2 separate regions of the Mus musculus genome follow, and region 2 is linked to region 1. Evidence: chromatin loops called from intact Hi-C (ENCODE). Cell type or tissue: left cerebral cortex. All regions are shown on one strand. Links, peaks and the distances in the headings refer to the core of each region. The heading gives the core; the rest is flanking DNA.

Region 1 (14,978 bases), core at 4,551-7,050:
TCTGACACTATCCTGACCAAGCAACAAGATCCTGGCGTGGTGGGGGATGGGTTCCCCCCCTTTATAAGCTCAGACGCAAGAAGTAAACACGGCCTTGATCAGAAAATTTTGTCTTGGCTCCTTATTTCTCTGGCTGCCCTTCCCATCTTCCATCTTTACTTTCAGGAACCCAGTAGCAGGCAGCTACGCTTGACTAGTCATCTAGAAAGAGGGAACCTCAAGGAACTACTTAATGGCTTAGTTGATTGGCCTGTGGGTATGTCTATGACATAATTTAATTACTGATACAGGAGGGCCCAGCCCACTGTGGGTGGTGCCATCCCCAGGCCTGGCCTGAACAGTAGCTGATGTGAGCTAGGGAGTAAGCCATCCAGGGTTTGCTTCAATCCCTGCCTTCAGGCTCCCACCCTGAGCTCCTGCCCCAACGTCCCCCTCATTGATGAACTATGATTTAAAAGTGGAAGTCAAACAAACCCTTTCTTGCCCCAACTTGCTTGTGGTTTTATCACAGCAACAGAAAACAAGCCCAGAGCTGGAGCGCTGGCTTAGACGTTATGAGCACCTGCTGTTCTTTAAGAGGGCCCAGGTTCAATTCCCACATGGTGGCTCCTGTAACTCCCCTAAGTCACGTTCCAGAGGACCTGACACCGGCCTCTGACCTCCAAGTACATCGCGCGCATACGGTGCTCATTTACACATGCAAGTCAAATACTCACAAAATAATCTTAATAAAAACACTTTATAAAAGTAGGACACACTCTCAATCTCTGAGCCATCACTCCAGTCCCTGACTTCTTTAATCCTGTTCCCAGGGTGGCTGTGGGGACTTCCCCAGGGGCCACAAAGTCCAATGTACTCAAGGAATTCCAGACTCTGTGTCCCATGCAGGCATCAAAAACTAGAAATGGTCACACCCAACACTTCCCATCTCTGGCTTACCCTCAAGCCAAAGAGAACTTTCTCTTTTTTCAAGACTTTGTGTCTATTTTTAGGGGTGTGTGTTACAAACCTGAGTACCGTGCTTTTGGAGGCAGAGTTTTTGAACCTGGAGGTACAGGGAGAAAAAGAGGATCAGAGGGGTTTAGTCTGGGAGAACAGGTGTGCTGCTTTGATAAAAAAACAAACCCAAACCCTCTGTAGTGGCTATTCCTGGTTGTCAACTTGACTATATCTGGAATGAAGTACAATCCAGAATTGGAAGGCTCACCAGTGACCCTAATTTGGAGGCTGGGAGATAGAAGATTCTGATCTGAATCTTGGTATGGAGATCTTTGAGGCATAGTGGCTATGGATTCCAGAAGATTAAATCTCAGAGTTCAAGGTCATTCGGGATTAAAGGTGTGGTGAAACACACCTTTAATCTGGGCTACACCTTCTGCTGGAGACCATATAAGGACATTGGAAGAAGGGAGTCTCACTCTTGCTCTTTCGCCTGCTTGCTGTGAGACTGAGTAACTGCTAGATCCTTGGACTTCCATTCACAGCTACTACTGAACCATTGTTGGGAATTGGACTGCAGACTATAAGTAATCAATAAATTCCTTTACTATATGGAGACTATCCATAAGTTCTGTGCTCTAGAGAACCCTGACTAATACACCCTCATAGACACATATCTGCATGCCTGACCTATAGCTTGGCTTTGAGTTAAGTTTCCTGGCAACTTTGCAAATCTGTATATGGGCTTTTATTCCTTGAATAAGAATCCAAGAACCTAGCCGGGCGCTGGTGGTGCACGCCTTTAATCCCAGCACTCGGAAGGCAGAGGTAGGCAGATTTCTGAGTTCGAGGCCAGCCTGGCCTACGAAGTGAGTTCCAAAATAGCCAGGACTACACAGAGAAACCCTGTCTCCAAAAACAAAAACAAACAAAAAAGAATCCAAGAACCTAGCACTTGGTAGGCAGAGGCAGGCAGGTGGATTTCTGAGTTCGAGGCCAGCCTGGTCTACAGAGTGAGTTCCAGGACAGCCAGTGCTATACAGAGAAACCCTGTCTCAGAAAGAAAACAAAACAAAACAAAACAAAACAAAACAAAACACTGGGCTGGAGATATGGCTCAGCAGTTAAAAGCACTGACTGTTCTTCCAGAGGTCCAGAGTTCAATTCCCAGCAACCACATGGTGGCTCATAATCATCTGTAATGAGATCTGACTCCCTCTTCTGGTGTGTCTGAAGACAGCTACAGTGTACTCATCTAAATAAAATAAATAAACCTAAAAGAAAAATACAAAAGTAACTTTATAAAGTCAGATTTCTTTCCTCTGTAAAACAATTTTTTTATTAATGTGTGTGTGCATGAATAAACATGCCACAGGTCTGCAGGTGCCCAGAATGAGGTCTGATCCTCTGGAACTGGAGTTACAGGCAGTCGTGAGTCACCAACCTGGGGACTAAGAGCAGCTGGTCCAAGGAACTGCTGAGCCATCTGCCCAGCCGCAGACCCAGGCTTGGTATGTCCAGCTTCCAGATATTGGTTTTTATATATGGCACTACTCCACTCAGCTCCTCTGGGAGGAGTCAAACCTAACACTTCACCATTGACCTTGAAGCGGAAACAAAATCCCAAATTATTTTTGACAGTCTCACTATGCTGGCCTGGACCCTCAAGAGATCCACCTCTGCCTCCCAAGTGTGTGTGTCACCACTGCCTGGCTTCCAAACAACTAACTTTTAAATGAATGGGCTAAAAAAAAGACAGTCCTTAGGGCCTGGGTGCTTGGTTGGCAGAGTGCTGGCTTGGCGTTCCTGAAACCCTGGGTTCCTCCAGCACCACATGAATGGATGTGGAGCTCTTGCCTATAAGTTTAGCACTCAGGAGGTAGAGACAGGAAGGTAAGGAGGACAAGGTCTGCCTCTCACAGCTTGAGGTTCCCCAGAACTAAATGAGAAGGCAATAGGCGGGCAGAGAGATGGCTCAGGGGCTAAGAACATGAACTCGCATCCTTTATGGATGATCTGAACACAGCTCCGGTAGCCTACAACTGCCTGTACCCCCAACTCCAGGGACCCATCACTTGCATGGCCTCCTTGGGCACCCACACTCACATGCGCATACCCACACACAGACACACAATTAAGAACAAATCTTAGAAGAAACAGTCTTTGGATGAAGGCTGGTCGTGTTCCTCTCCCATAAGACATTTTATTGAAAAGTATTTTTCAGCTACAAAAGAATCTGCAACAGCCAGGAACCTCCGGCCATGCCCCACTCCGCAGGCAGCCCGAGCAGGAGGGGCCTCGGCTCCCCTAGTTATGTCTGAAGAGCTTCAGGCCCATCCATGTCCACAGATGGAAGAACACGTACACAGGCACGGTGACCGGCAAGAGCAAGCTGTAGAAGCACAGGCTGCTGGCGCTGGTGCAGCCCTCTGGGAAGCCTTCCTCCACGGAGGCGGAGTAGAGCAGGCCTGCCAGCGAGACCAGTGGGATGAGGACGGTCATGGTGGGCAGGGACCGGATCATCTTCCTCCCTTCTTAAAAGGTTAACTGTCTCAAGAAAACTCAGTTGTTTGAAAAGTTCTGTTCTCGTGCGGGTGCGCTCTTGTCTTATCTTCCCCTTGTCCCGACTCCTCATTCACCCAGGCATGCTTCCCAAGGGCACGCAGAAAGTCCAGGGGTCCCAGGCCGAAGGTGCCGGCTCCTCAGCCTCCGCGTCACACGCAGCGGTTACCAGCGACTGCAGACACCACCTGTGTCCCTCGCAGCGCAGGCGAGAGGTCTTTTAACTGTATGAGAAAAATGCAAGATGACAAGATGAAGGGCAGGCGACGGGAAGGGAGAGGAAAGGATGGGGAAGCAGCCAGTACCAGCACTGAGTAGGTTAGAGACAGGATTGCTGGAACCGGCAGGCTGGCCTCGAACGTTGTGATCCTCCTGCATCAGCCTCCCCAAGCCACCACATCCGGCTAGAAAGAAGCCTTTAAAAAAAGGAGTGTCCTCCAAAACTGCCTATAGTGACCCCCATCAGAGGTATCAGTATTGAGGAGGCAGTGACAAAAGAACGGCTGCCAGACCATGCTTAAAACACTACAAGTGTCATGAATTACTTTGGGAAGTAAGCAATTTGAAAAACAGAATGAAGGACAGGTGGACTGATAATGTTTTTGTGAACTGGGGAAGCGGAATGCGACCTACAAATCCGGGTTCGCTTCAGACATCTGAGTGAGGCTTTCTATACGAGGACTGGCTGGGAACCAGCACCAGAACCTGGGGCCAGGTCACGAGCCACCCGCGGTCAATGCACAGACCGAAGACAGCGCCATCCCTTGGGCGCAGTCGCCTCGGGGACCAGAAGGGGCAACGAGCCCGCTGCAGTCTCTGACCGACGGAGGGACAGAGCCGAGCCGAGCCGAGCCGAGCCGAAGAAAACCGAGCCGAGCCGAGCGGGGCAAGACAGGACAGGGGGAACCCGGCCGAACCGAAAACGAACCAGCCAGACAAACGGAGTCGGCGGCGTCCATGGCGCAGACGCCAAGCTGGCGCGAGTCCCGCCCCAGCCGGTTTCAACAGCTCCTCCGCTCGTATTTCGAGACCCTCAACTCACCGTTTGCAGGCCTGTAGGAGTCCGGTCCCTTCGGCGCCTGGCGGTGACAGTCACCGCCCCACGAAGGCGGGACAGCCCGGCCAGCCGCCCAATCAAATCCCTGCAGGGGCGGGGTGAGGAACCCAGATCCCGCGATGGAGCCGGTCCGCGCGTGCTCATTGGACAGTTCACCTTGCCTTCGCTCCCAGGCTCAGGCTCCGCCCCCGTGGTCTTGATTGACGGGTGAGGCCAGAAAGACTCTGAGAGCACCGGATAGCTAAGGATCCCATCGTCTCTGGCTGGGCGTCCCCTATGCTAGTCCTGCTGGAAGTAGGAGAGGAACGTATTTGCCACAGTTTATTCATGGCGCTCCAGAGCAGACAGTGGGGTCTTTCTGCACTGAAAAGCCTTCCCCACTTTTTTTTTTTGGTTTTTCGAGACAGCCCTGGCTGTCCTGGAACTCACTCTGTAGAACAGGCTGGCCTCGAACTCAGAAATCCACTTGCCTCTGCCTCTGCTGGGGTTAAAGGCGTGCACCACCATGCCCGGCTGCCTTCCCCACTTCTAATTGATAAACTTGAATCCTGAATCGCACCTGGCCTCAGCCACTATCATCTATCCTCTTAAGCAGCGGAAAGATGACTGATACATTATTTTACGTATGAATCGGTAAATGGCAAAATAATAGTTTGTGCTGATGAGATGGCTCAGCGAGTATAGGCGTTTCCTGCCAGGTCAGACTACCTGAGATCGACCTTCCGGTACCCACATGGTGGAGAACTATTTTCCTCTGACCTCCACACATGTATTGTGGCACACCTGAGTGTACTCCCGCAAAAAGTGCAAAATGAAGTTTTAAGAGAAAATGTAGCCAAGCACACTCCTAATCCTAGCACTCCTTAGGCAAAAGCTAGCGGATTTCTGTGAGTTCGAGACCAGCCTGGTCTACATAGCAAGTTCCAGGTCATCCGGACTACATAGTAAGACGATGAGTGTGTGTGCCTTGGGGTTGGGGGGAGGGACGGTGTTCGTAAATGCTGTCCACGGGGCCGGCCACTGCCTTGCCTAGTGAGGCAGTGTTATCTCTGATCCCAGCGTAAAGAAAAATGAGGCTGAGCTAGGATTCTGCACAGTACTGCACAGGAAGCTCCATCCCTTAATCTTCCCGCAAGCTAAAAGATCAGAAAGTTTTTCTTCTCAGAGGTAAGTAGTGGTATAGAGTCCGTGCAGCTTCTGTTGCAACCACAAGGTGGCAGGAGAGAGCTGAGGACAAACCATCCTATGGTTTACACAGAGCAAGTAACAAACATTTTTTAATTTAAAAATTTAAAATCGGAACAAAAAATAGCCAGCAAGATAGTTCAAGAGGTAAAGGCACTCACTACACACGCCTGTGAAAAGGCCAGTATTGGCGCAAGATACCCAAGACCAAGTTCTTAGCGTAGAGGGGTTTTGCCCCAAAGTTCAAAGGGCAGGGAATAAGAGCCAAAGACAGGAGATAGAGGATGAGGGAGAAGGGGGGTGGGGGGGGTCACAACAGACAGGATGATGACAGCACAGCAAAGGACTGCCTCTGGGTAGAGGGGAGAAAGACGTGGTGCACAGGGAAATGGCGGTTTAAAAAGGTAAAGAGGAAACCCCGTGTTAGGACAAGGTGTTTTTTGTTTTGTTTTTTCAAAGGTTTACTTTTTGCGGGGCAGTGGTGGTACGCGCCTTTAATCCCAGCACTTGGGAGGCAGAGGCAGGCGGATTTTGAGTTCAAGGCCAGCCTGGTCTACAGAGTGAGTTCCAGGATACCCAGGGCTACACAGAAAAACCGTGTGTCGAAAAAACAACAACAACAACAACAACAACAAAAGATTTACTTTTAATGAATATGAGTACACTGTCGCTCTCTTCGGACATACCAGAAGAGGGTGTCAGAGAGATGAGGGGCAGACAGCAGAGGGGTCACGATCTATCATGGAGGGACTTCATTGCAGAGACTCAAGGCAGAAGTTTGAAGCAGAAACCACGGAGGACCACTTCTTACTGGCTTGCCTCTTCTCCCACACTCAGACAGCTTTCCATGTAACCTAGGCCCACTTGCCTAGGTTTGTTACCGCCCACGATGGGCTGGCCGCTCCTATATCAGCTAGAAACCAAGAAAATGCCCCAGAGACAGTCCCACAAGCCGATCTGATGGATGTAATTCTTCAATTGAGGACCCTTCTCCCCAGATGACTCTAGTGTGTACCAAGCTGATGGTAAAAACCAACCAGCAGGATGCATATGCACCTGGCCTACGTCTTGCACACACTTTACCCTTTTACAAGTAAGGGCGTTTCAGTCTAAGATTTTCATTAGAGCCTCTACAGTCATGGTACCTTTAAAAATGTCTTTCTCAATTGCCATTTCCCCCTTTCTCTACTAGCTCTCCTTAACCTTTAGGTTAATTTTTTAAAATATTTTTTAATTTATTTTATGTATATCATGTGGTTGATGGGAATTTGAATTCAGGACCTCTGCTCACTCCGGTCAGCCCTGCTCACTCCGGCCTAAAGATTTATTTATTATTATATCTAAGGACACTGTAGCTTTCTTCAGACACACCAGATGAGGGCATCAGATCTCATTACAGGTGATTGTAAGCCACCATGTGGTTGTTGGGATTTGAACTCAGAACCTTCAGAAGAACAGTCAATGCTCTTAACTGCTGAGCCATCTCTCCAGCCCCCTCGGTTAATATTTTAATTGTCACAGCTTGCCTGGTAAGTGACAAGATGAAAATGCATTCTTTTTTAATTTAAAGGAATTGTGTGACTATCTCACAAATCTGTAATTAAGTTCTTCCTAAATTGGTGACTTATATCTCCACATAGCAGCTCACAACCACCTGTAACTCCAGTTCCAGGCCATGTAACGCCTCTTCTGGCCTCTTCGGGCATTGCACGCAGTACACAGACATGTGCAGGCAAAATGCCCATATACATAAGCAAATCTATAAAACATTTTATTTCATTTGTTTATTTGTGTGTGGACACACATGCTTCTGTGCCACATTGAGCATGGAGAGGTCAGAGGAGAATTTATGGCAGTCATTTCTCTCCTTTCTTCATGTGGATCCCAGGATTCAAACTCAGGTTGTTAAACTGGCAGTGAGTTCTTTTGTCCACTAAGCATCTTTCCAGCTCCAGTTCTGATTCTTTCCTTTTGAAGATTTTCAGAGATTTATATCTTAGACTCTGCCTCCTGCTGCAGCCCCAGATTAAGGCTTTCCTATGTTATGGAATCTGCTTAGATCCAACACAACTCAAATACCAGGTCAAGGCGATGACAAAATTATTGTAATCAAGCCACTACTGAGTGATCAGGGCCAGAGATCAGACCCGTGAGCTGAACTGCAACCCTGGAGGAAAGTCGCACAGCATATTTAAAGGACAAAACCGTAAAGCTAGGTAAGCAGGGTAGACTGTGGCATTGCTCAATCATATTTGACATAAGGGGTTAGCAAGGGAGTTTCCACTAATCAGGATAGGAGTTGGATCCCAGGCCTGGGAACTTGAATTTAGTTTGAAGCCGACAGCAAGATGGAGAAGCTGTCCTTGAGATAGCTGAACTCAGACAACTGTCTCCTTATAAGTTATCTGAAGGTGGAGATTTCTGGTTCCTTTGGAGACTCAATTGTGTCATGCAATGTTTTTCTGAAAGCTGTCTTAATGACAGGATGTTTTTGCTGAAGCAGACACATGGGAGAATATTTTGCTGAAGCAGACACATGGTGTTTTTTTCTGGAAGCTGCCTAGAAAAAGAGCATGTGATGTTTCGCCAGAGCGAATGCTTGTGAGAACATGTGGTTTTTGGAAAGGGTATAAGTATAACCCAACAGACAGTGGAGGGCACTGTGTGGTATTGGTTCACCTTGCCATCTATGCTGATCAATGTTTATCATGATTTCATAAAGAGAAATGCATCAAAGAACTTCTGGTGGTGTTCTGATGGCTTCTTGCAGCTTCTGCAGACTCCGACCGACTGGCAAAGCCTCAAGGTTGCCACTGACTTGAGCTGCCCTTGCTGACCTGTGAATGCTGTTTGCAAGTGGATTCCGCTGCCGATTCCTGTGAACTGACATCCTAACAACAGATAAAAGTAGAAAGAGAATCACTAAAAAAAAACCCAAGCTGAAATAAAACTAAAAGGGAAAAGTGTAGGATGTCAAACAAAGCCCCAGAAATGTGACTCACAAACAGAACAACACATGGAAGAGAGCATCGCAGGCATTGAAAACGGTAAAAGCAGTGGATAAGTCTGAAGTGGAGACTTCTGGCTTCTTTGGAAAGTCAGTTAAGTCAGATGTTTTGCCATAGCAGACACGTGAAAGGACGCATGGTGTTTAGAAAGAATGTAAGTATGACCTCGAAGACGTGGGAGCTCGAGCACTGATTGGCTTCGCTCACCTTGCTAGTGTTCGTTGACCGCATGCATGCATTGGTTCATCTTACATTGCATTGTTGAGCTTCACTTGTGGTGACACCAGAGAGAGAGAGAGAGAGAGAGAGAGAGAGAGAGAGAGAGAGAGAGAGAGATGAGGTTCCTGAAGCTGGCTTCTCGTTGCTTCTTTGGACTTGGGCTAATTGGCAAGCCTTGCAGTTTCTTCTGGATTGGATGGCCCTTGCTGGTTCATGTGTGGTGTCTGCTGAGTAAACTGGACTGCAGCTTCTGACTCATGTTTGGTGTTTGCTAGTGGACTGGACTGAGTACAATAAAGATGGGAAATGCCTCAAAGACTATTTCTAAACAGACCCACTCCCCCCATGTCGTAATAACCTTTCTTTTCCATGACCTCTGGTAGGGGGTGGTCTAGAAGGGAGGTTGAACCCTTATTTAAGTAGATCAAGAAAAAAATATATCCCTACATAAAACTCTCTCCAACAGACAGGCCCTCTAGACAAAAACTAAAGAGAAGTGCTAGAGTTAAACTTTCTTCTCAGCAGCCCATGGAACTCTCTCCAATTCTCCAATCCTGACCACATACTTGGACACAAAACCAGTCTCAACAGATACAAGATAATTGAAATAAACCACACATCCTATCTTGAATCAAAACATAAATCATGAAGGAAATTAAAATCTTTTTAGGACAGGATGAAAATGAAATTACAGCATACTAAATTCTATGGGATACATTGAAGGTGGTTCTAAGAGGCAAGTTCATAGCTCTAAATGCCTACATCAAGAAAAAAACAAGCCGGGCAGTGGTGGCACATGCCTTTAATCCCAGAACTTGAGAGGCAGAGGCAGGCAGATTTGGCCAGCCTGGTCTACAGAGTGAGTTCCAGGACAGCCAGAGCTACAGAGAGAAACACTGTCTCGAAAAGCCATAAAAAAGAAAGAAAGAAAGAAAGAAAGAAAGAAAGAAAGAAAGAAAGAAAGAAAGAAAGAAAGAGAGAAAGAGAGGAAGGAAGGAAGGAAGGAAGGAAGGAAGGAAGGAAGAAGGAAGGAAGGAAGGAAGGAAGGAAGGAAGGAAGAAAGAAAGAAAGAAAGAAAGAAAGAAAGAAAGAGAAAGAAAGACAAAAACAAAACTAGAGAGACCTTATTTGTAAGTTGACAGCACACTAAAAACTCTAGAACAAAAGAAAGAAATATTGTCCAAAAGAAGAGGTGGCAAGAAATAATCAAGCTTGGGCTGAAATCAATGAAACAAAAACAAACAAACAAAAGACTCTACAGAGAATCAGTGACACCGTGAGATTGACAAACCTTTAGCCAAATTAAACAAGGAAGTGATACGTCAGCCAAGATACATTGAGGTCATCTGATGCATAATCATTCTTTAAACAAAACAGACAGTGTTTTGAGATAAAAATCAGCCCTGGGCTGGTGAGAGCACTGACTGCTCTTCCAAAGGTCCTGAGTTCAAATCTCAGCAACCTCATGGTGGCTCACAACCACCCATAATGAGATCTGATGCCCTCTTCTGGTGGGTCTAAAGACAGCTACAGTGTACTTGTGTATAATAATAAATAAATCTAAAAAAAAAAAAAATTCAGCCCTATCTAAAGTCAGCTTATTCTTAGAAGCCAGGGGCAAGGGCTTTCTGCCCTTGCCATAGTTCCAATTCTAGTCTATTATATAATCCACCTTCTTCCTGGGCCATTGTAAATCCCTGTGTATGGGAGTGACTCAGCTGTTATTCTAAGTATTTACTTTAGTTCCTTCTTAAACCACAATCCACCTTCTTTCTACTATTATGTAATGTAGTCTGCCATACATGACTGAAATGAGAATTCTAAGTTTACTTTGTTGAACTAGCCCTGAGATTTCTAACTCTTATCCAGTAAACTGCAATGCCTGATTCCTTTCAATATCTCTCTATTAACACTGGAGGTATTTCGTCTGAATAAGTAGCATTCTTACGAAATTCAAAGACGAAGTTCAGCTCAATGGTTGACTAGGCTATTGGGACACCGGTGGAGGCCAGGAAGCAAAGTTCAATCTAACTTGGCTATTAGTCAAATCATTCCTTGGGGGCACCTATAGTAAAACAATACTGAAAGAAAGCACACAAAACCCTCCACAACTATCACAAGGACAACTATCTGGACCACATCCATGTTACGGGATGCCAAGGACCTCCAGGAGACCAGTTTCCGTGAAACTTTTTGCCTCAGGACTGTGGCCAAGCTTTTAGACTTGTCATGCAGACGCCACTGGAGTGGGTGTGGCACGCAGTGGGCTGTACACAGTCTGGTTCCCCGGTTAAGCTAAGGTCTGGAACCCCTGTGACCCAGTGGGAGGTGATTTCTGCCTGCATGGGATGGAAGGTACTCGACCCTGCCTCCTGGGCCCCTGGATCCGGTTGTAGCTACAGCCTTCCACAGCTCCCCACAGAGAGGTATGTGGCCATCAGTCACATAGGAGCAGCACCAAGCCCTCCCACATGCAAATAAGGTTGCCCCAAAGCTCTCAGACCAAACCAATGAGAAGTACCTGTTGTCAGACCTTGACCCATCCCAAAACTGTATATAAGAATCCTATCGGCGCCAGGCAGTGGTGGCGCACTCCTTTAATCCCAGAGGCAGAGGCGGGTAGATTTCTGAGTTCGAGAATGGTCTACAGAATGAGTTCCAGGACAACCAGGGCTACACAGAGAAACCCTGTCTCGAAAAGACCAAAAAGGAAATGGAAAAAAAAAAAAAAAGAATCCTATCCGTAAGGATTAGAGGGGTGTGAGAACTACTTGGTCATCTGAGCCTTCTGTCCTAAGAGCTGTAACACTCAGGAAGAGGGCTGCTCTCCCGAACCGCCACCTGAATCAGCTGCACCACACTCCTCACTGCAGCCCAGCCCCACCCGACTCAGTGCAGGGAGGTGCAGAGTAACTGAGTAACCTGGAAGGCGTGGCAGAGATGGAGGCGGAGCCAACTGCAGTAGCAGACCAGGCAGAAGTAACTGCCCCTCCCTGCCCACGCTCACTTTCCTTCGCAGGAACTCTCACACCAGGCCGGGCCAGAAATCTCCGTGGAAAGCCTCTGGCACTCAGGCCCACGCGTAAAAATAAAAGAACTGCTGAGATTCCACCTCCCCAATTGCAAGGTGTAGTACAGATCCACAGTAGTAAGAACAGCATAAAACAGACTAGCTGATCAATGAAACCAAATTGAAAACCCAGATAGATATAAGTCCACACATCTATAAGGACCTGACTGTTGACAACAAAGCCAAAAATACACACTGGAAAACAAACAAACAAAGACAGCATCTTCAAAGAAACTGTTGATCAAACTAGTTAGCTGATGTTGAAGAATCCAAATAGATCCATATTTATCACCCTGCACAAAACTCCACTACAAATGGATTAAGGACCTCAACAAAAGGCCAGATCCACTGGGTCTGATAGAAGAGAAACCTGGGAACAAGCATGAATTCACAGCGCAGGAAATGACTTTCTAACAGGACACCAACAATTAGTGTATGACACTGTTGTCAGGAGCCAGAACAGAACAAGCTCATAACTAGCAGGTGATCTTCCTGAGATGGTGTGCCTGGGATTATAGACCACGACAGATTTGTCCCTAAAGGCAAGGCCCAGGAGAAAATCATTTTAGGAAATATTCCTGCTATTAATATGCTTTTCCTGTTATTAAACATATATAACAATTACTAGGTGTTAGCCCACCCTCTTGAGCAGATCTCTGCAGATGTACTGTCTTGTAGTGATGCTATATAGACAAATAGATGACATCTTTTTTTTTAAAGATTTATTTATTTATTATATGTAAGTACACTGTAGCTGTCTTCAGACACTCCAGAAGAGGGAGTCAGATCTCGTTACAGATGGTTGTGAGCCACCATGTGGTTGCTGGGAATCGAACTCAGGACCTTTGGAAGAGCAGTCAGTGCTCCTAACCACTGAGCCATCTCTCCAGCCCAATAGATGACATCTTAAGTCTTAATAATGATCCTATAAGAATTCCTAAAAATATATCAGTGATTACTAAGCTCTTTTATAATGGGGCTGCTATTAGGTCCTTTTCTGATAGTCAAAACTGCAATGAGAACTCTGCCACACAAGTGTCACCAGTTAATTGCTCTTAGATGGTAACCAGACTTTCCACTACTCAGAGCCCATTCCAAGAAGTTGTAAAACAATCAAAGGTCATAAAAAGAGAACTAATGATTCATTATAGGTGCTAAAGCAGAAGATAAAATATTGACTGGGTAATTTATACAAAACTTCACTAATAACTTAGTTGTGGTTTTTAACTTTCAGTGAACCTGTGGAGCTCAGACAGGTGATGGATGTTTAGCCAGATAATTATTCCTAATGGATTCACATGTAAACATTCTCTGTTGTAAACTATTTTAATTTATGGTTTGATTTTATGTTGTGAACTTCAGATGAACTTTTTAACATATATTCTGAAAAATGTTGAAGTGCTGAGGACAAAGAGAAGAATCAGAAGAACTGACCCGAGGAGAACGTTTTTGTACGGAACACTTCTTAGACAATGAACAGAAGAGAAAACAAATTTCCCTTGCCCCACTGGGGATGTTTCTGGTTTTCCTCCTTTTCTTAAATGGCTTTCATAGGAAAGTTTCTACAACTTAGTAATAAACTGTATAATCACTTTTCAAAGTGTCCCTTTTTTCCCCTGTGACTTCAGACTAGCAGGCTGAAAGTTAGAGCCACAAACTTCCTGCTGAGATAGAACAAAGGCCACATTACTTAATCCTCAGCTGTCAGGCTACAAGTGTCGCCTAAGCCGGCAGCTTTTTACCCTCGAAAGGATCGAGAGGGTTTTTAGGATTTTTTAGAAGTTATCATCAGCATTTCAGTATAGTTAGAGAGTTAGAGCAGTCTGAGACACTCAGGCTTTAAAGCCACACCAGAGTCCTACTCTGTGCCCTGCCTCTATCCTTCCAGGCCCGGAGGCTCCTGGCACACTGTGAAGCTGAAATGTTTATGGAAAAGGACACCATCATTCAGACGAAGAGTCAGGATACAGAATGGGAAAGGATCTTTACTAATTATACATCTGACAGAAGATTAGCATCAGTGACTGCTTACCCTGTCAGGGATGTGGGATAAAGGGAACGTGCACCCATTGCTGGTAGAACTGCAAACTTGTACTATGGGAATCAGTGTGGCAGTTCCTCAAGAAGCTGGGAACCAGTTATCTCAGGATCTAGCTGCACCACTCTGGGACATATACGCAAAGGACTCGAACATCCTACTACAGTGACAGCTGCTCACCCATGTCCACTGCTGATCTATTCGTGATAGCCAGAAATTACAGCCTAGATGTCCATCAGCTAATGAATAGATGATGACAACGTGGTACGTTTACACAATGAAACATATTCAGCTGTTTAGGAAAATAAAATTGGGAGCTGGAGAGATGGCTCAGCGGTTAAGAGTGGTTGCTCTTCCAGAGGTCCTGAGTTTAATTCTCAGCAACTACATAATGGCTCATAATCATCTGCAACGGGATCCAATGCCCTCTTCCGGTACAGCTGCAATGTACTCATACACATAAAATAAATAAATAAATAAATAAATAAATAAATAAATATTAAAAAAAAAAAAGAAAAATGAAATTACAAAATTCACAGGTAAATGGGTGGAACAAGAAAGACAGACAGACAGACAGAAAGAGCCATCCTGAGTAAGATAACCCAGACCCCAAAAGAAGGATGCTGTATGTTTTCTCTTACATATGTGTGAACTTTTAAGCCTTCTTATGTTTGCTGTGATTTGTATAACTACAGAGGTTAGGTACAAAGTAAGGGACTAAGAGGGAGGGGAGGCTCTCCCAAGGAAGGGGAAATAAAATATACAGTTATGGGGGGGGGGGGGGACTGGAGTGGAACCGTTCAATGTGGAAGGGTGACAGAGGGACTGTGGGAGGGACAACTGGTACTAAGGGCCATTTGAGAGGCCATATGAAAACCTGCTACTGTAGAGGCTTCCTAA
Region 2 (14,978 bases), core at 8,385-10,884, 550 kb after region 1:
TCCCAAGTACTGGAACTAGAGGCATTCGTCACCACGTTGCCTGGGGGTTTTAGAGACAGGATCTCCTTATGCAGTCCAGGCTGTCCTAGAACTGTCCATGTAGACCTAGCCTCAATCTCAGCCTTCATCTGCTCTAGCTGCTGGGATCAGAGGCAGGCACCACTACTGCCTGGCTCGCCCTGAAATGCTTTTTAAAAGATTTATGTGTATGAGTACAGTGTAGGTGTACTAAGATGGTTGTGAGCCATTATGGGAATTGAACTCAGGACCTCCACTCGCTCCGGTCCAAAGATTTATTTATTATTATATGTAAGTAGACTGTAGCTATCTTCAGACACTCTAGAAGAAGGCGTCAGATCTCAGTAGGAATGGTTGTGAGCCACCATGTGGTTGCTGTGTTTTGAACTCTGGACCTTTGGAAGAGCAGTTAGTGCTCTTAAGAGCTGAGCCATCTCTCCTGCCCTGAAATTTCTAAAAAACATGTTTTATTACATGTATATGTGCATGTGTGCACGCGTGTACATGCACACATGCATGTATGAGAGGGCCGTGATGCTCATGTTGAGCTCAGAGAAATTTGCAGAAGCCAGTTTTACCCTACCCTGTGAGTCCCAAGTTGTCAGGGTTGGCAGCAAGTGCCTTTATCTGCTGAACCATGTTAATTTTGAAGATAGTGTCTCAAGTAGCCCAGATCCAGCTGTAATTCTTTTTTTTTTTTCCAAGACAGGGTTTCTCTGTATAGCCCTGGCTGTCCTGGAACTCACTTTGTAGACCAGGCTGGCCTCGAACTCAGAAATCTGCCTCCTCTGCTGGGATTGAAGGCGTGCACCACCACGCCCGGCTGGAGCTGGAATTCTTAAGAAGCTGAGGATGGCCTTGACCTCCTGATTCTCTTCCTCAAATTCTGAAGTGCTAGGATGACAGGTATGAGCCACCATGCCTCACTGAGGTTACCTTCTGACCATCCCATTATGCTACTACCCACTTATTGGCTGGCCATAGCTAGAATGATCTATCAACCAGCACAGGGGTTTGTTCCTGGTTGATTTTAGAGAAAAGCTTCTCACTATCTTTAGGCTGAACTCAAACTCATGACCCTGTCTTAGCCTCCTGCAGGCTGGGATTACACTGTCCAGTCATACCACTACCAGATGGAAACTCTTATGGATTCCCACGCCCATGGTAAGCAGACCCTGGAATGTGAGCCAGGTGTCATGGAACCTGCCAGCAATACCCTTATTCTCTCTCTGGTCTCTTCTGCCTTTCCATGTACATTCTCTGTCCTTTCTTCCCATAGCCTCATCTGCTTTGGGGAGGAAAAAGAACGTTCAGCATAGTGAAGATCAGGGGATAATTTAGGGGAGTCTATGTTTTCCTTCTACTGGACCTCACCATCTGGGAATCCAAATTAGGCCATTAGGCTTGGTGTGGTGGCAAGCATCTTCACCCACTGGGCCTTTTGCCCGCACCCATTTTTTGTTTGTTGGTTTGAGATGGCGTCTTGTATAGCCCAGAATGGCACTGAACAATTAGCCAGAAATGACCTTGAACTTCCGACCTCTTAAGTGCTGAGATTATAGATACACACCACCAGCCCTAGTTTATTCAGTTCTGAGAATCAAACCTTTAGCTTCCTGCTAGGTCACTGAACCACAGCCTCTGTCACCCAGGGGAAGTACCCAGTATGAAGCCTGGTGAGTGGGGCCTGGGAGACTCACTTAAATAGGTTATGTAACCCTGAGCTAACACAACCTGAAACCATGACTCACCAAAACCACTGACAGGGCTGGAGAGATGGCTCAGTGGTTAAAAGCACTGACTGCTCTTCCAAAAGTCCTGAATTCACCAGCACCCACAAGGAAACTTCCAACTTGTCTTTTATCTTTTTTTTTTTTAAAGATTTATTTATTGATTATATGTAAGTACACTGTAGCTGTCTTCAGACACTCCAGAAGAGGGAGTCAGATCTCATTATGGATGGTTGTGAGCCACCATGTGGTTGCTGGGATTTGAACTCCGGACCTTCGGAAGAGCAGTCGGGTGCTCTTACCTGCTGAGCCATCTCACCAGCCCCCCAACTTGTCTTTTAAATGTTAATACATTTCTTTCTTCTTTTAGTGTGTCTGTATATGTGTGTGAACGAGTGTATGTTTGTGTCCTGCCTATGGTCCTATAGGATCTGATGCCTTGTTCTGGTGTGCAGATTAACATGCAGACAAAACACCCATATCCAAAATAAATAAATCTTGAGCCAGGCAGTAGTAGTATATGCCTTTATTCCCAGCACTCTGGAGGCAGAGGCAGGGGGATTTCTGAGTTCGAGGCCAGTCTGGTCTACAGAGTGAGTTCCAGGACAGCCAGGGCTACACAGAGAAACCCTGTCTCAGAAAAACCAACCAAACAAGCAACCAAACCAAACAACAACAAAAGAGTGGAATGGAGGAGGGGAGCACAGGTGAGGCCCAGCTGGTGACACAGTGAGTTCCAGGGCAGCTGAGCTACACTGGGAGATCTGTCCTGTCAGAAGGGTAACTACAGCCAGGCCTCAGGCATCTGTGACTTTCTCCTGTCTCCTTCCTGTCTCCTTCCTCCCTGCCTCTTGTCCCCGCCCCCCTTCCATTTCACTCACTTTTTTCCTTTTTCTTCTTTCTTCCTTCCTTCCTTCCTTCCTTCCTTCCTTCCTTCCTTCCTTTCTTTTTCTTTTTGGAGGAAAGTGTGTTGTTGTTGTGTTGTTTTGGTGTGGTTTGTTTAGGCCTTTGAACTAAGATTTCTCTGTGTAGCCCTGGCTGTCCCGGAACTCACTCTGTAGACCAGGCTGGCCTCAAACTCAGATTTGTGCTGAGACTAAAGTTGCTTACCACCACCACCCAGCAAGGAGGGCGTTTGGAAACAGAGATTTGCATCATCCGTAAAGCAGACCAGGCTCTGCCTTGACTTCTCACAGGCATAAGCTTCCATGAATAAACAGTCCAGTTATCCATACAGTGGAGTATGGTCCATCCTTCCTCAGAAGAGAGGAAATTCTGACATGCCCTATCTTATAATTTTAATATGTCCCACAAAAGCCTGAGATGTCCCTTAGTGAAAACATCTGCCTAGCATGTTTGAAGCCCTGGGTTCGAATCTAAGTACGAACAAAACAGAAATGTCCCCTATAGTCTCTTGTGTTGAATATTTTATCCCCAACTGGTGCAAGTTTTAGGCGATTGTGAAAACTTTGAGGTGGAACCCAGCTGACTGTTGGTGCTGGCTGGTCTCACTTCAAACTGACACATAAACTAAACTTACCTGGAAGGAAGGACTCTTAATCGAGGAATACCTCTATAAGACCCGGCTGTAGGCTCTGCTTCCTGGCCATGGATACAGGCGATCAGCTGTCTCCGGTTCTTACTGACTTACGTTCCTGCTATGGTGGACCATATCCCTGTGAACTTTGCCAAAATGACTGAACCATCACAGAAGAACAACTCCACTCAAGAGGGGCGCACTAACCACAGGTTTCCAGAGAAAAGCAGTCAGATTGGACAGAAGCAACTGCAACAGATAGGACGGCGGCAGCTAAAGTGCTTAGCATTTCAAAACCCTGGACCTCAGGTGGCAGACTTCAACTGAGACAAGGCAGCAGAGAAGGAAAGCGCGGATGTCAAAGAAGGTGAATGAATACTTTTCTGTGAAGTACAAGGTGATGAAGAAGTACGGCAAAAGCGGCAGGCTGATCTGTGACGACGTGACGTGGACCTGTGTGACTGCCTGGAGAAGAACTGTCTGGGATGCTTCTACCCGTGCCCCAAGTGCAACTCCAACAAGTGTGGGCCGGAGTGCCGCTGCAACCGCCGCTGGGTCTATGATGCCATCGTCACCGAGTCCGGTGAAGTCATTAGCACCCTGCCATTTAGTGTTCCTGACTAGGAGATGTTATGCATAGATTCACAGACTAGATTCACCTCTCTCCCTCTCCCTCTCCCCCTCCTCTTTCCCTCTTTCTCCTCCACCCCCCCCCCCCCCGCCTGCATGTGCATTTGTGTGTGAGGGTGTGCATTTGTTTGTTTTGAAACAGGGTCTTATTCTGTAGCTCAGGCTGGCCTTGAACTTATGGCAATCCACTTGCCTTAGCTTCCCAAGTTGTATTAATTTAGGTATAGTACATCATGCCTGGCTTCTGTTCCTTATACATGCATGCATGCATATATACATACATACCAACAAACATTCATGAATGAATGTATGGCCCTATAGAGAATATATATGTACACTTTTAAGTCAAACTTCTTTCTCTTGGATAAGTGTTAGTGCAACGGATGGCTGTAGACTGGACAATCATTGTATAGACCCTCTCAGGTTCCTCAGCTGGTGACCACAGGCTGCAAGAGTGGACACTCAGTCGTCCTCATTAGCAGCACTCTCAACTCTGCCTTCTCAGGGTGTCTGGTTGAGAACACCGTAATTTTAAGTTTTGCAGAACTCTGCATCTGAAAGCTGTTACCTAGAACATACAACCAATGTATGTTTTTCTTGGAATGTCATATATTACTAAGAAAAGCCAACTTGTGCCCTTGTACTGTATATCTTTAGTCTTATTTTTTATATTTTGATGTTAAATTTGGTAATTACAATATTTTTATTACCAAACATTCATATTGTACTAAATTGTATATTAGTTTACTAAATTGAGAAGCAAAGAAAAAAAAAAAAGACCTGACTATAGGCAGGGCAGTGGTGGCACATGCCTTTAATCCCACCACTTGGGAGGCAGAGGCTGGCAGATTTCTGAGTTGTATGTAGCTGGGACAAAATTACATACTGCTAGCTGGGAGGTCCAGGGAAAGAGGGAGTGGATGAAATCTCATGGAAGGAACCAATGACTCTCCTCAGCACCGCATGTGGGAGCAAAGGAAAGTGGGTTGTAAGCAGTCACAGCTGCTGTGACTTCCTCCATCTTTCTCTCCTGCTTCTCCTCTTCCTCTTTCTTCTTCCCCTCCTTCCTCTTTTCCTCCTCCTCTTCTTACCCCCTTAGCTGCCCCTCCTCTTTGAGACAGGGTCTCTCTACATAGCCTTGACTGTCATGGAACCCACTCTGTAGACCAGGCTGGCCTAGAGCTCACAGAGATCAACCTGCTTCTGCCTCCTAAGTGCTGGGATTAAAGGTGTGAGCCACAATTGCTCCTTTAAAAATATATATATTTCTAATAATTTTTTCAAAGCTGGGTGGTGGTGGTGCATACACACCTTTAATCTCAGTATTGTGGAGGCAGAGACAGGCGGATCTCTGTGAGTTCAAGGCCACCCTTGTCTACAGAGTGAGTTCCAGGACAGCCAGGGCTATTACACAGAGAAACCCTGTCTCGAAAATTTTTTCTTTACTTCTTTACTTATTCTTGTTAGGAAGGGTGCACTGTGATTGACAGAGCCTCTTTATGTGGAAGTCAGAGAACAACTTGCCAACAATCCTGACTAGGCAGAAGTTAGTCCTTTCCTTCCACCATGTGGGTACCAGGAATCGAACTTTGGTCCTCAGCTTTAGATGCAAGACCCTTACAAGCTGAGTCATTTCACTGCTCCTCTTTTTCCTCAGTATGCTGATGTACTGGCTATCTAAGAAGGACAAGAGAGGGCTTGGCCCTTGCCCTCTAATGCTGCCATTGACTGGTCTTTCCAGATCGTCTTTGTTCTACACCTTATTTGCATACTCACATGTAACCAATCAGGACCCATTCGGTCTAGATGACAAGGTGCCGAACCTCTGAGCTTTCAGGCTTTTCTGTTGTGGATTGGTTCTAATGCTATTTGTGTTAATTTGGCTCCCCAAATTACCCAGGAAAGGCACGCCTGCAAGACACTGAAGGTCCCTGGCCCCAGGTGGCTTTGATTGGTGAATAATGTTGCCGGTGGCCAATGGCTGGACAGAGAGAGAGAGACTTTAGATTTCTCGGGCAAAGGAAGCCCAGGAAGAAAAGGGTTTTTAGTACTGCCAAGGAGGCCGGAGGATCAGGCAAGAGCTGCAGAAGACGGAGTGACAACCGTGGAAGAGCTTGAGAGCGCTGACTTGGAGGCCTTAGGGAAGGTTCCTGAGTCCCCCTCCCTGTCCAGCCAATTAATGTAAGGGTCATCAGAACCATCAATCATTACCTGCCTAGTTGCTGCCCTCAAAAATTATATAAAAGGCTTATGAAAGAAAGAGAAGGGGTTGCCTCTCCACTGGGTGCAGGATGACCCCAGTGTGCTGGAAAAATAAACCTCTTGCTTTTGTATTGAACTCTGTTCTCAAGTCTCATTGCCGGTCTCCCGGTAGCTAAGGCTCACTTTGAGTCTTACAAGCCCAAGAAGAGCGGCCCCAAGAGCATATCCACAATTGGGTCTGGAGTAACAGAGATGGAATCTAGATTTTAGTAAGTAATAATTCAGGAGTGTCGGAGGCAAGGCATTAGTAATATGGAAGTTTGGGAGTGGCCCAGCCATTGAGTTGCTTAGGGCATATTAAAAATAAGGTCCTGGAGGCAGAGGCAGGCGGATTTCTGAGTTCAAGGCCAGCCTGGTCTACAAAGTGAATTCCAGGACAGCCAGGGCTATACAGAGAAACCCTGTCTCAAACAAAACAAAACAAAACAAGTCCTGTGTGTGTGTGTGTGTGTGTGTGTGTATGTGTCTGTGTCTGTGTCTGTATCTGTCTGCCTGTCTGTGAACCTACAACACTGGGGCAGTAGCAAGAATCATGCACACCCACCAGGGATCTACTACCACTACACATTTCAGATCTGATCTCTGAGCCTGGCCTGACTACAGATGGGGAGTCTCTCCTGCTGGATTAGGGAGTGGCTTGCTCCTTCCTGTCCCTAAACTTGCTAATGGCATCTACAATGGTCCCTGACTCCATATTTAAAGAGATAGCTGATTTTCCTGTGTCCAAATGTGTGCTTGCCATACCTTGCCGTACCTGCTTCAAGAATAGTGCAGGCAGGCAGGGAAGGGTGAACACATGAGAACTTTATTTACATAGGAATAACAGCTCACACTGGATAGGGTCAGTGTACAGACATAACAGCCCAGACAAGAAAACAGAAGACCAGAACTTCCTGGTCCGCTGGGGGTGCCAAGCCAGATGGACAACATGTGGTGCAGCTCGGTACTCCAGTAAGCCATCAGTAGCAACCAAGGGCAGCTCTTCCCATCTCATGGGACAGGAAAGAGCAAGCCACTCCCCGATCCGATCCAGTAGGACTGACTCCCCATGTGTGGCCAGGCTCATGGCCTCTGCACCTTGTGATCCTAATCAGTTACATGTGTGTATGGAAATAAGGTGTAAAACAAAAAAACAATCAGTAAAAACCTGACAAATGTGGCATCAAATGACAAGGGCCAAACCCTCTCTTGGCTTTCTTGTTTTTTTTTGTTTGTTTTTTTTTTGTTTGTTTGTTTTTAAAGACTTATTTACTTATTATATGTAAGTATACTGTAGTTGTCTTCAGACACTCCAGAAGGGGGCGACAAATCTCGTTACAGATGGTTGTGAGCCACCATGTGGTTGCTGGGATTTGAACTCAGGACCTTCGGAAGAGCAGTCGGTGCTCTTAACCGCTGAGCCATCTTTCCAGTCCCTCTCTTGACTTTCTTATTGCAGTGAGTTCTCAGCCTAGAGGGTGACAATGCACTGTTTGCAGCTGGGACCTTGAAACAGTTTCTAGTGACCCAGGTATGGAACTCAGGGCTACACTGTGACCCCCACCTGAAGCTCTGCTGCCAGAGCTGTCTCAGCTGGATGGCTACCGGAGACCACTGTTAGGGCTAGCAACTTCCTGCCAAGGCAGAGGACCTGAGTGTGGTCCCTAGGATCCACATGGTAGACAATAACCAATCCTTCCAACCTGCACACATGTGATCACACACAAATATTGTTGAAATATCCCTTCTGCAGGAAAGAGGGGCCCCTGAAGAAGCTCAAAAGACACACCAGAATGAGAAACCAGGAAGGGGTGGGCTTTTGAAGTTGGACTAACTGCACTGTGCGTTATGTCTATGGAGGCCAGCGGGTGGAATATGGTGTTTGAATGAGAACATCCCTCATAGGTTCATGTTTGAATGCTTTGTCCCTGTGTAATGGAACTTTTTGGCCTTGCTGGAGTAGGTATCACTGAGAGTAGGCTCTGACATTTCAAAGGCTCACACCCATGCCATTCCTGGTGGCTCTCAGCTTCTGCTCCAGGGCTATGCTTGCCTGCTGCCTGTTCTCCACTACGGTGGCCACAGGCTCAACCCTCTGGAACTATGAGCTCATAGTCAACGCTTTCTTTTATAAGGTGCTTGGTCATGGTGCAACAGACACTGGGTAAGCCTGACAACCTGAGTTCCGATTCCCCAGAACCCAAGCAACCATGGATACAGTAGTACAGTGGGTGTGTACAGCACACTGAAAGGGGTACGGATGGTAGAAGACAGTGCCAGTTAGCTTGACTGAGGTAAACATTGAGAGACTCTGTCTAGGGGTGAAGGCATTTGCTGCCAAGCCTGACAACCTGAGTTCAATCCCCAGAACCCACATGATGGAAGGAGACAATACACTTCTTAAGCATGGCGTGGTGGCGCACGCCTTTAATCCCTGCACTCAAGAGGCAGAAACAGGCAGATCTGCTGAGCCATCTCTCCAGCCCTCTTGTTTTTTGTTTTTCTGAGACAGGTTTCTCTGGCTGTCTAGGAGCTCACTTTCCAGACCAGGCTGGCTTTGAATTAAGAAATCCACCTACCTCTGCCTCCCGAGTGCTGGGATTAAAGGCATGTACCACCACACCTGGCTTCTTTTGTCTTTTTTAAGACAGGGTCTCACTATATAGCTCTGCTGTCTTGGACCTCACTCTATAGACCAGCCCGGCTTCAAACTCACAGAGATTCATCTGCCTCTGCCTCCTGAGGGCTAGGATCACAGGCGTGTGCCGCTATGTAGGACTTGCATTTTGCAATTTATTTTTTTAGTCACAAGTTTTGAAATGTGCCATCATTAATCCAGACCATTGTGTGGAGCTTTCTACAAGTGCTCTTTAGCTCCTCATGGCCCCAGCTGCCACAAACTGGAGCACCCTCCAACAGCCATCAACCTAGATCATTGCAACTTAAGCCTTGAGCCACTTTGGTTAGGAGTTAGTTGGGGTTTTCTTTTCCATATTTCTTTGAGACAGGGTCTCACTATGTAGCCTTAAAATTACAGAAACCCACCTGCCTCTGCTTCTCAGACTCTATCTCTCGTTTTGTTTTTTTTTTCAAGATAGGCTCTCAGCCTCTCAGGATGGCTTGTAATTCACTATATCCTTGAACTGATCCTCCTGCCTCTAACTCCTGTGTGCTAAGATTACAGGTGCGAGCCAATATCATGTCTAGCTTGAAGTACTGGACGTGAATGTGTGCTAGGCAAACATTCAACTGAGCCTCATCCTCTTTGAAATTCTGTTGTTTTGTTGTTGTTGTTTGTTTGTTTGTTTTATATGTCAAAGCTAGTCTACCTTAATCCCCTCACCTGCTCTGCTGGGCCTTGCTCAGGGCAAAACAGAGAAGCCCTAGCTGGGAATGAGGAGCTTTGGCGCCCTCTGGTGTCCATTAATCAGAATAAACACATGCACGGCCACCACCCCAAAGTCAATCTCTTCTGTTGCCGAGTGACCAAATGCTGGTGCAAGAAACGCAAGCCATGGGACATGTAGGCAGTAGCATATATTTTTCAGTAAAAAGAAACTTAGGGATGGAGCTATGGAGCAGTGGGTAAAATGTTTGCTGCAACAAGTGTACGGATGGATTTGACCATTGACCTTTGGGAGCACATGAGAAGCTGGAGATACCAGTGTCCCAAGCTGGGGAGGCACAGGTTCAGCCTTGCTTTTTTTTTTTTTTTTTTTTTTTTTTTTTTTTTTGAGACAGGGTCTCTCTTTGTAGCCCTGGCTGTCCTGGCACACACTTTGTAGACCAGGCTGGCCTTGAACTCAGAAATCTGCCTGCCTCTTCCTCCCAAGTGCTGGGATTAAAGGCGTGCGCCACCATCGCCCGGCATGTGTGTTCAGCCTTTCTTACAGAACTCAGGACCACCAGCTCAGGAGTGGAACCACACACAATGGGCTGGGTCCTCTCTCATCGATCATTCATTTAGAAAGTTCCCTACAGGCCGGCCTGCCTACAGCATGATCTTACAGAGGCTACCTCCTCTCAGATGATGCTAACCTGTGCCAAGTTGACATAAAACTATCCAGCACACTATACACCTGGCTGCTCTTGGAAAGGACCCAGATTCCATTCCCAGTACCCATGTTGGGGTTAGAGAGATACCAAGTATGCTTATAAAGAACCCAGATTCAGTTCCCAACTCCATATGGTGGCTCCCAACCTCCTGTAACTCCAGCTCCAAAAGATCAGAGACACCGTCTTCAGTCCTCCAGTGGCACTACACACATTTCACAAGCAAACATTCATAAATGAAACTAAAAGTGAAATCTTCAAATAATTATCCCGCCCCCAGCTGTGTGTGTGTGTGTATATGTACTCAGCCACACCCCAGTCTGTGTGTGAGGTCAGAGGATAACTCTGTGGAGTTAGTTCTCTCTTCCCACATTGCTGTTGTTTTTGTGTTTTCCCAGGGTTTCTTTGTGTAGTCTTGGCTGTCCTGGAACTAGCTTTGTAGGCCAGGCTAGCATCAAAATCACAGAGACCCACCTTCCTCAGCCTCCCGAGTTGCTGGGATCAAAAGTGTATGCCACCACTTCCTGGCTCCTTCCACTTAATTGTTTTAACCTTTTATTTTCTCTCTTCAGGCCCCTCTCCTTCCTCTTTTGTGGGCGCTCTAGGATCATGCTTGATGGCCGACATTTGTTTGTTTATTACACTGGGTCTCCCTGTGGAGCTCTGCCTGGCTTGGGACTCACAGAGATCTTATTGTTTCTGGTACCAGAATGGAAGCTAGGGCCTTGTGTATGCTAGGCAAGTGTTCCCAGCAACATCATCAGCACCACTAGGTCACAGCTCAGGCTAGCTTTAAGACTGTACTGATCCTCCTGCCTCAGCCTCTTCTTGTCTAGGATAGCAGATGTAAGCCACCATACCTAGCTTTATACTTCATTATTTAGGAAATATCAGCAGGAAAGAATCTGCGAAAGTTTTTCCTAATCTCCTTTCTTGTCGAGTTTTTTGTTTTTGAGATAGGGTCTCATTTGGCCCAGGCTGGCCTTGAACCGGATCACTACATACTCGAGGTATTGAGTATTAAGGAGCCTCCCTTTAGTCAGAGAAAAGTGCTGAGGTTACAGATTGTACAAGACCTATTAATGGTCATCAGGCTGGAGCCTGGGGCTCCCTATATGCTGGGTGAACACAACTGAAGTCAGCTACACTTATCACACCATTCCACCTTGGTTGGCTCCCTCGGTGCAGAACCTAACAAGAGGGCTGGCTAGCTGTGCCTATCAGGGGACCAAACCTAGAAGGGGGTAGGTGGCTGGCTGAGAACTATAGATCTCAATCATGAAGAGCTTCAGAGGCAGGCTCACAGAGCACCTGGCTTTAACAGAGTGCAGGTATGGACAACCAGACTGCAAACCTGGTGAATTGGTGAATTAGCTGGGCTAAGTAAACACTGGTATGTGCAAGGCCAGTACTTGGCTGGCTAAGGGCAATGAAGTCTAAGGACTGTCACCCTCCAGGGTCTACCCATTACCCTGAGAGGTATCTTCCTGAAGTCCAGGCTGTCATCTACAGATGGTGGATGGAACATATAGCCCAGGTCCTGATGTTTGCCTCTTTTGCAAATCAGGCACATGTTCTAGGAATGGATGTGGCCCTTTCCAATGGCACCAACTTCTGCCACCACATGCCATTCCTGAGTTTCAATAAATGGATGAAGCACCTTGTATTTGCTGCGCTAAGCCGCATGGGGCTTCACTAGCCATTCCCATGAGGGTCAGCCAGGCCTGGACAAAGCAGGCACATCTCTGAGTTTGGGGCCAGCCTGGTCCACACATGAGTTCCAGGACAGCTAGTGTTACATACTGAGACCTCATTTGAGAGGGGCTGAGAGTTGGCTCAGCTGTTAAAGAGCATTTGTTGCTCTTAAAGAGGACCCAGGCTTTACACACACGCGTGCACGTGCGTACACACACACATTTAGCAGAATGACTTACAGGCTGTGGTCCAGCCAGTTCAACGATGGCTATTTACCAATGAAATGTCTAAGAACTGAGTAGCTGTTCAGCCCAGGAAGCTGGTGTCTCAGCTGGTCTTCAGTGTCCACTGGGATCCCGCAGAAACAGGCTCTAATGGCCATGATGCAATGCACTTGGCCAACCAGAATGAGGGCAGGCAGGCAAAGAGCAAAAGCTTTCTTCTTCTTTCATGACCTTTATAAAAGGTTAACTCACATCAAAGGTAAATCTTTCCACCTCAAAAGATCCAGATTGGGCTGGAGAGATGGCTCAGTGGTTACAGAGCACTGACTGCTCTTCCAGAGGTCCTGAGTTCAATTCCCAGCAACCACATGGTGGCTCACAACCATCTGTAATGAGATCTGATGCCCTCTCTTTTGGTGCATCTGAAGTGAGCTACAATGTTAATAAATAAATCTTTAAAAAAAAAAAAAAGGTTGGTTTCCCACTTCAAAACATTTAATTAAGGAAAAAAAAAATTCTCTCAGAGGTATACCCGGTCCCTTAGGATTCCACTAATTTCAGATGTAGTCAAGTTGAAAGCCAAGAAAAGCTATTACTACTAATCTAACAAAAAGGATGAAAGAGCCGGGCATGGTGGCGCACGCCTTTAATCCCAGCACTTGGGAGGCAGAGGCAGGTGGATTTCTGAGTTCGAGGCCAGCCTGGTCTACAGAGTGAGTTCCAGGACAGCCAGGGCTGCACAGAGAAACCCTGTCTCAAAAAAAAAAAAAAAAAAAAAAAAGATGAAAAACTGCACAGGTCATGCCTTTTATCCCAGGACTCAGGAGGCAGAGAGAGTAAGGAGTTCAAGACCATCCTTGGCTACACACAAGTTCAAGGCCAACTAGGAAAAAAGGGAGGAGTTGGATTGTGGACCAGAGTCTCAGATGAGTTATGGAATACTACAGGAATTTAGATTTTCCCCCCTTTCCACTATCCATGCGATGCATGTTGTATATGAGTGCTAGGACCTGCTTGCATAGTGAAGGTCAGAGGACAACTCTGAATTCTGAGGAGCAAGGCTCAAATGGCAAGCACATCTACCCACTGAATCATATTGCTGACTAGCTTTTTAAAAAAGCTTTTAAAAAACTATACAGAGCTGGGAAATGGCTTAGTGGACCAAGACTTGCCACTCTTGCAGAGGGCCTGGGTTCAGACATAGCAGCCAAATGGCAGCTTACAACCACCGGTGCCCTCTTCTGACCTTTCTGAGCACTGCACTTCTGTGGTACCTAGGCAACAGTGCAGGCAAAACAATCATATACATAAAATGAACCTTTAAAAGTTGTGTGTGCAGGACAGCCAGGGCTATACAGAGAAACCCTGTCTCGAAAAACCAAAAAAAAAAAAAAAAAAAAAAAAAGTGTGATGTGAGAGTGGCACACTTCTGCAAGGCATGCCTGTCCAGGTTACAGGAAAACCTCTGGGGACCAGCCGTTTTGTTGTTGTTTGAGACTGGGTCTTACAATGTAGCTCTAGCTGTCCTGGAAACTCAAGAGATCCACCTGTCTCCCAAGTCTGAGATTACAGGGGTGCATCACCACACCTGGCAAGTTCTATGTTTTGCTTGTACCTGAGCAAGCCTTAGTGCCTTCAGCTCACAGAAGGTGGTAGGGTATCACCTGCAACTGGAATTAACAGATGGTTGAAAGCTACCACGTGAATACAGGGAACCAAACCCAGATCCTCTGCAACAACAGTAAATGCTCTTAACAAGGTTTATTCATGGCAAGGGATGACATTATTTAATACCTTTTAGCAAGGAGATGCTGCAGTGTGACCCATAGAGTACTTGCCTTATGTCCCACACTATTTGGGGGAGGAACTGCCCTTCCCCCAAAATCAAGTATGGCTACACAGGTTAGGATCAAAGACATCAGGCACACCTCTGCCAGGACATGCTTGTCTAGGTTAGAGGACAACTTCTGGGTTCACTCTGCAAACTAAGTCACAGGGCTGGGAGCTGGGTGACTTTCTTAGCCTCACAGCAGCATTTTTCTAATCTGCTACCCCCCCTGGCCCCTCCCTCCCTCCCTCTCTCTCTCAAAGACAAGGTCTCACTATGTAGACCAGCTGGCCTTGAACTCAGATATAAGCCCACTTTGCCTCCAGGAATACTAGGATCAAAGGCATGTATGTGTCCAGTCTGCCCCCAGCCCTCTCTTTTTTTTTTTTTTTTTTTTTTTTTTTTTTTTTTTTTTTGATTTTTCGAGACAGGGTTTCTCTGTATAGCCCTGGCTGTCCTGGAACTCACTTTGTAGACCAGGCTGGCCTCGAACTCAGAGATCCACCTGCCTCTGCCTCCCGAGTGCTGGGATTAAAGGCGTGCGCCACCACGCCCGGCTCCCCCAGCCCTCTCTTTTGGACAGGTCTCTCACTAAACTTGAATTCAGCTAGACTGGCTGGCAGGCAAGCTCGTGGCATTTACCTATCTTCAGACCCCCAAGTGCTAGGATAGTGTGGAGCCGTGCCCTGCTTTATGTGGGTACTGGGTATCTGAATTCAGGGGTGCATGCTTATATTTCATCTGCTAAGCCATCTTCCTTACCTGAATGTTGATTTTTCCCTCTCTTTAAAATTGAGATGCATGACATTTTGGTTATCGCCTACAAGGCTGAGGGAACTCTGGAGAAAAGGACAAACAGAAGACCTGGAAGAAGTAGAGAGTAGGAGCCGGGCGTGGTGGCGCACGCCTTTAATCCCAGCACTCGGGAGGCAGAGGCAGGTGGATTTCTGAGTTCGAGGCCAGCCTGGTCTACAGAGTGAGTTCCAGGACAGCCAGGGCTACACAGAGAAACCATCTCGAAA

What was found. Hi-C counts contacts between places; a loop is a spot of excess contacts. Peaks named below come from ENCODE experiments on the same cell type or tissue, not always from the same donor. Only the 100,000 strongest peaks of a DNase experiment are listed, where the experiment ranks them.
Region 2: it touches region 1 in a loop (3-fold over the local background); 2 of 42 quality-filtered maps call a loop at or near these places.

The regions. Positions count from the first base shown.
Region 1 is chr9:22,146,479-22,161,456 of GRCm38, reverse strand. Pigyl (phosphatidylinositol glycan anchor biosynthesis, class Y-like) reads right to left here and starts at 4,611. Exons shown (of 2, transcript NM_001082532.1): 1 at 4,544-4,611; 2 at 3,102-3,725. The coding sequence starts at 3,462. The coding sequence ends at 3,247. In left cerebral cortex, for the core only: a CTCF peak has its summit at 5,770 (motif pointing right); DNase peaks (open chromatin) are centred at 4,671, 5,312, 5,345 and 5,764; H3K4me3 peaks cover 688 bases; H3K27ac peaks cover 474 bases.
Region 2 is chr9:21,596,791-21,611,768 of GRCm38, reverse strand. It overlaps the pseudogene Gm7904. Among named protein-coding and RNA genes, the nearest start is that of Mir1946b, 9.3 kb to the left of the region's middle. In left cerebral cortex, for the core only: a CTCF peak has its summit at 9,573 (motif pointing left); a DNase peak (open chromatin) is centred at 9,569.